Linked DNA regions of Homo sapiens: region 1 is linked to region 2. A link is an interaction called in ENCODE POLR2A ChIA-PET data of the cell type or tissue named here. Cell type or tissue: PC-3. All regions are shown on one strand. Each heading gives the region's core, and the rest is flanking DNA. Links, peaks and the distances in the headings are about the cores only. Region 1 overlaps AMMECR1 (AMMECR nuclear protein 1). Region 2 overlaps AMMECR1 (AMMECR nuclear protein 1).

Region 1 (2,921 bases), core at 223-2,722, 48 kb before region 2:
GGACAGGGTGGGCGGGGGGAAGAAATCACCTCCTAGCAAACATGCCTAATATGAAATAATGCTGTTTGCCTAATAAGAAATTAAGAAAAATAAAATTGTATTCATTAGAACTGTACATTGAGTATCTGACTCAATACAGTTTAACTTAGTCTACAAAAGAAATTTGTTCCTAAAAAGTTACATGTGGGTTGAGTTTACATAAATGAATTAATCTTAAAGTCAAGAGGAAAACAATAACATTCTATAGTGAGTTCTTCTACAAAGCAAAATACGTATTCATAAAGTGAATCGCTCCCTAATGTATTTGCCTAATTTAGACTTAAATATATAATGTTGACTTAAAACAGGATGATACAGTAATTAAATGGAGACATTAATGGCTTAGAGCATTTTTCTTCCTCAAGGGAATTCTTTTTGTGAACAGGAAATCTAGAAGGTACAACTTAAAAACTGGACTGTTTTTCACGTTTGTTGCCTACATTTAACTTGGCAATGGCCACTTTGAAAGTTAGGGACCTCTTCTTAAGACTTCTAAATGGCTAGTGGTGATTCATTCTCTGGACAATGAAACAGAAGCCATCTTTTAAAAAGGAGTATGTCACAGAATCATATTCTGTCAGAGTCCAAAGAGATCTTAGGTATCACTTAGTCCAACTTCTTCAGGTTCCTGAAGAAACTGAGGCCCAGAAAGCTCACAGAGCTGGGCAGTGGCAGTCAGGAACAGAACCCAGGTCTCCTTATTCCCAAAATTCAGCATTCTTTTAATTAAATGCTGGGGACACACACACACACACACACACAGGCAAATCATACATGAAATAATAGCTATAACAAAAGTACTAGGGAAGGGGCAGGGAGTTTATGGAATTCTGGGGAAGCAGCAGGCTAACTTCCTCCAACCAATAAACATGCTGCGAGTAAAACTGGAGACAACTTGAGGCGGCCTGAGAAGGGACTAATCAGCAGCGCATTTTGCTAAGAGAACCAACAGCTAATGGAAATTTGTATGCATTAAATCACCTTCTAAGAAGTTACTTTACTTTGTACAGCTTGCTTCCCCACTAGGCTTCTTATACATTGACTTGTTGATGCACAGCAAACTCTTTCTAGATGGCCAGGAAGCCTGAAGCCTTCCTTTCCCAACACTCCACGGCACTTAAAAAAAAAAAAAACATTTAAAGTAGAGCATCAAGAAAGGACTAATCTTAATGATAGTGACATCTTATAAAAAAACTCAACGTCCCTGGGAAAATATGTACTGTGAAAAGCATTTTCCTGGATATATGAAGCTCATATTTTTTAAGTTAGAAGAGAGAAAAAACATGATGTATATCATAGTTGGGAAAAACTAACCAAGAGGGGAAACATAACATATACAACCAGAAGTCATTTCGCTGGGTGACTTCATGAGTCATGCTTACCATCTGTGTATGAATGGGAACTCTGTTTTCAATGGCACATTAAGAGGAGCTAAAAAATGTAAACCTTTAAGGGGGGAGTGAGGGTGAAAAGAACATTAACTTCTAAAATATGTGGGAGATAATGACAGTAGCCAATTTATTCATCTCATCTGTTTACTCTCACGAAGGTTGTTACAAAAGCACCCTATTATTAACTGCAACTGAACACGTCAGAATTGAGCTGTGATCACTCAAGAGGTGTGCCTTGGAGGTTGCTTTTAAAGTGAAACACAGCTTTCTGAGTACCAGGAGTCCAACGAGGCTCAAATACAATGACAGATGCTTTGGTACTTTAGGGACAGAGTGAGATCAGGGGCCTGAGGTATAGCTTTATAGTCCAGGGACAGATTTTTGGCATCATACAATAACTGTGCTGGCCAGCCCCACCCAGCATGGGTTGATTCCATGTACGTATTGTGTGCTCCAATGGAACAGTCTGTCTTGGGACCACAATGTATTGCCCAGGTGACAGCTGTATAGAAAAAGTGAGATACCAGTGATCCAGGTAGCCAGATATAGGAGAAAGTGACTAATGGTTTGTGAAAATGTCATTAATCTTTTGAAATCTGATCTAAGGAGTTACTTTAGAATACAGAGAATATTTTTACTTCATGCCTTCAAGTGATCTTGTCTCTAAAGCACAGAAGTAAAAGACGCTTGATTACAATTTAGAAAATATTTTGACTTCTGTCAGCAAATTGCTACATTAGCTTCCACAAAATCACTGGTAACATACTTGCTATACGAATTCTTCTACAAACAAAAAGTTTATTCATTTATATCATCCTGAAAATGAGCACCTATGAGGTGACACACATAGAATCACCCCTCAAGTCAAGCTCCAGTCCATTGTAATGTCTGGTTTTATATCCTTTCAGATTTTTAAAAAGGAAACATGGCTCCCAAACAGTTTAACTCTACAAGTTCCAGGCTATGTCATTTTGGCAGGCTCCAACATGCTGCATGAGTTTTTCTTTCTTTACAAAGCACCATGTCTGTCAATCACCCTGTCATTCAGAATTAAGAAAATGATGTCAACTGAAGAACACAGAACAATGGTGATGAGTTTCCGTGTTCAAACACAAAGCATATCATGTCAGATTTATCTAGGGGAGCAATTTTCCTCATTTAACAACCATTTTAGCCTTGCAGGTAGACATTCCAATTTATCAGCTAATGAAATTTTTCCTCAAATTATTCACTCTTCATCCTTCTCATACCTACTAGGACAATAAGTACATCATGATGTGGGCAATGATCAGTTATTCTTGGAAGGGTGGGGCCACTGCTCTAATTTGTCCTTACTGCCTTTTGTGGATGGCTGTTATTTTTAATGACTGCCCAGATTCCTTCAGAGGCTACCCATAAACACTTATTTTAAATGTTATAATTACTATTCTGAGGAAATAGAACATATGGAAGCATTATTGATTAGTCTGTCAATTCAATATTGACTTGAAA
Region 2 (2,921 bases), core at 294-2,793:
CCCTGTGTATGTGTGCATGTGCATGCACACTCTTAAGAGTCCTCTATTTCAAAGGCTTTTTCTTCTATGACAAGATCATTTTCCCCTTTAAAATATGTATTACAAATTTCTTAAAATATAAATACCCAACACCTTGTATATGGTTGCTTTGATAATAATGATTTACACGCATCCCTATAATTTTGACCTTTTTGGACCATGTAGGATAAAAACAAGCCAGAAAGTGGTACATACTGTTTTGCTTTTATAAAAAGTGAACTAGGGATGAACCAAATAAAATAATTTATAGATACCTTTAAATACATTTTAGCTTTTATAACAGATATAGAGTAGTAATCATCCAGTATCACGTCCTCTGCTTCTTGAGAAAAACTGCTTTCTACCTAGGACTACAATTATTTCGATAACTTCTTATCTCTCCTAATATATCATAAACTCCTAAGGCAAAATTAAGACAAGATTTGCAGGATGAACTGTTTAAACATGATTAAAAGGGGAAACAGCCTCGAAGGACCAGAGAGGTATTAAACTTTACAGATAGATGTAAAAATAGGGTAAATTTCTTATAGTTCACTCTCTCCCTATCAAACTTAAGAACCAAGAGCCCTGGTGCTGAAAAAGCCCATTTTCAGCTTCTCTCAACACTACCTTTTCACAGATGGCCTTTTCTGCCCCAGGCATTTTGCCTGTGGCTCTTAATCAAAGCAGCAGGGAGATTCCAACTGGAAACTCTAAAGATCTAAATGATGTGATAAGGAATTAGAATCTGATATACTCACTACACTTAATTTCTGTGGCAGTAGGTGCTATATGAATTCAGACAATTCTCTACAATTCAGGAGCCATTACCCATTCTGCAAATGGTTCCTGCTGCTTAGTTTCCACATTCTGCTGGGAATTTTGTGGCTACATCTCTGCACATTAGCACAACCTTGGGATAACGAAGGAGTGCATTAACCTCATGGCTAAAATGAGGATTCCAGTTTGAGCAGATAGTTCACCATGCTTCATGTGGATAATTTTGAGTAAAGAGCGTACAACAACCTAGGTTCCAAACTGTACCTTAAATTAAGTGCCTATAAAATCTGACAAATGTTTCTCATTTTGTAATTAATAAACTGAAACTATCAAATTAGGTATAAGTTTTAGGACTCAGGCCATCATCTCTTTTATAAAAAGGCAAAAAATGTAGGTTGTAAATTAAACTAATTAATTTTGCATTGTTTGTGATACATCTAATTTATTTCCCCAAAATGCATACTTTAGCCAGAAGTCTTGCCACAACCACTTGCCAAAAATTGTTTGGCCTTAACATCTCCAGAATGAGCTTCCATAACAATAATGTACAGTCAGAGGTGATTCATACAGCTTTTCTTTTCATAAGAAAAATCAATCTGGGTGATGCTACCATAAAGACTAATATTAAATGAGAGGGAGGAGGAACTTGTTTAATCTAAGTGTTCACAATGAGCCTAGAGTGGTTACCCAAATAATCAAGAATAAAAATGATCACACGATGGTCTACTATGACAGGGAAAATATTATGCTGCTTATAATGGCTTTAAACTCATACTGCTTTAGAAAAATGCCAGATTACAACACCAAAATATAAAAGCAAATTCAGTTTACAATGAATCCCATAAGTACCCAATCTAGCTAGGACCTTTGAAAGTAATAAAGTAGGTTTGTTAGCTATTTTCAGTATCTCAAAAAATCTAATGGAAAGTGAATATTTGTACCATGCAAGCAATCAATCCCCCCTCAAACTCCCCTGACACACAACCCCACTAACCCACACAGAACAAAATAAAACTCCAAAACAAAACACAGCACATCACCTTTTATGTGGTCATACTGTTCCCTAGAAAGGGCTAAACTTTCATTGCTAATTTCTTAGAATTAAGTAGTTCAACAAAAGTGGCATAGTTCACAATCAAGTTCTAGAACTGCCAGCACCTGCATAATTATTTCACTGCCGAGAGGTCTAAGTACAACAAAGGAGAAAAAAAGATAGTCTTTTAAGTGTGGTGACAGACCACAATCCTGTTTTGCTGAATAAGAATACATCTATTAATTACTTAATGTGTTCTAGAAAAATTACTGCCAACTTGAATTTACATAAAGAAATAGATCTGCATTTTGCTGGGAAATTTATTAGCCAAAATTTTAAGGAAACTTTCTTTTTCTTTTTTTTTTTTTTTTAAGAGATGGAGTCTCGCTCTGTCACCCAGGCTGGAGTGCAGTGGCGCAATCTTGGCTCACTGCAAGCTCTGCCTCCCGGGTTCATGCCATTCTCCTGCCTCAGCCTCCCGAGTAGCTGGGACTACAGGCACCCGCCACCACGCCCGGCTAATTTTTTGTATTTTTAGTAGAGACGGAGTTTCACCGTGTTAGCCAGGATGGTCTCGATCTCCTGACCTCGTGATCCGCTGGCCTGGGATTACTGGGATTACAGGCGTGAGCCACCGCGCCCGGCCAGGAATCTTTTTTGACTGAGATGTTTATATTCATCTATATTAGTGGTAATTTTCCTCTCTATAAAAGTATGTTTTCTAAGTACTAAAATTGGGGAAATGAATCTGCCTCTGCTTTCTAATATATAAAAGCCATAAACACAATACTGGAAATTATCTCCTTCAGCTCGGACAAAGAATATTTCTACTTTGAAGTCTTGAGCAATGATAAATAGGGTAATTTGTGGACTTTATCACCAAATTCTATGGATAGACTTTTATCAATAATTCTGAGCTCTCCATCCTGCTTCGTATTTTCTATAATCTTTCCTGCTTTTACCCAGATCCTTCAAGGTCAGACAAAGAATAGTCTATTTATAATAGTTCCATGTACTTCTCATAAACTTTTCATTACCTACACAAATACTATGTATTTTCACAATTGAGAAGAAATCCTCAGCCTCTTTA

Evidence for each region. Peaks named below come from ENCODE experiments on the same cell type or tissue, not always from the same donor. Only the 100,000 strongest peaks of a DNase experiment are listed, where the experiment ranks them.
Region 1: POLR2A ChIA-PET joins it to region 2 with 5 read pairs; 3 of 35 experiments call an interaction of 5 or more read pairs at or near these places.

Annotation. Positions count from the first base shown.
Region 1 is chrX:110,209,095-110,212,015 of GRCh38, forward strand. All of the region lies in intron 3 of AMMECR1 (AMMECR nuclear protein 1), which reads right to left. Among named protein-coding and RNA genes, the nearest start is that of SNORD96B, 15 kb to the right of the region's middle. In PC-3, for the core only: no CTCF peak of the experiment used is centred there; a DNase peak (open chromatin) is centred at 1,527; H3K4me3 peaks cover 402 bases; H3K27ac peaks cover 2,500 bases.
Region 2 is chrX:110,257,406-110,260,326 of GRCh38, forward strand. The region is part of intron 2 of AMMECR1 (AMMECR nuclear protein 1); the gene reads right to left. Among named protein-coding and RNA genes, the nearest start is that of SNORD96B, 34 kb to the left of the region's middle. In PC-3, for the core only: no CTCF peak of the experiment used is centred there; no DNase peak of the experiment used is centred there; H3K27ac peaks cover 429 bases.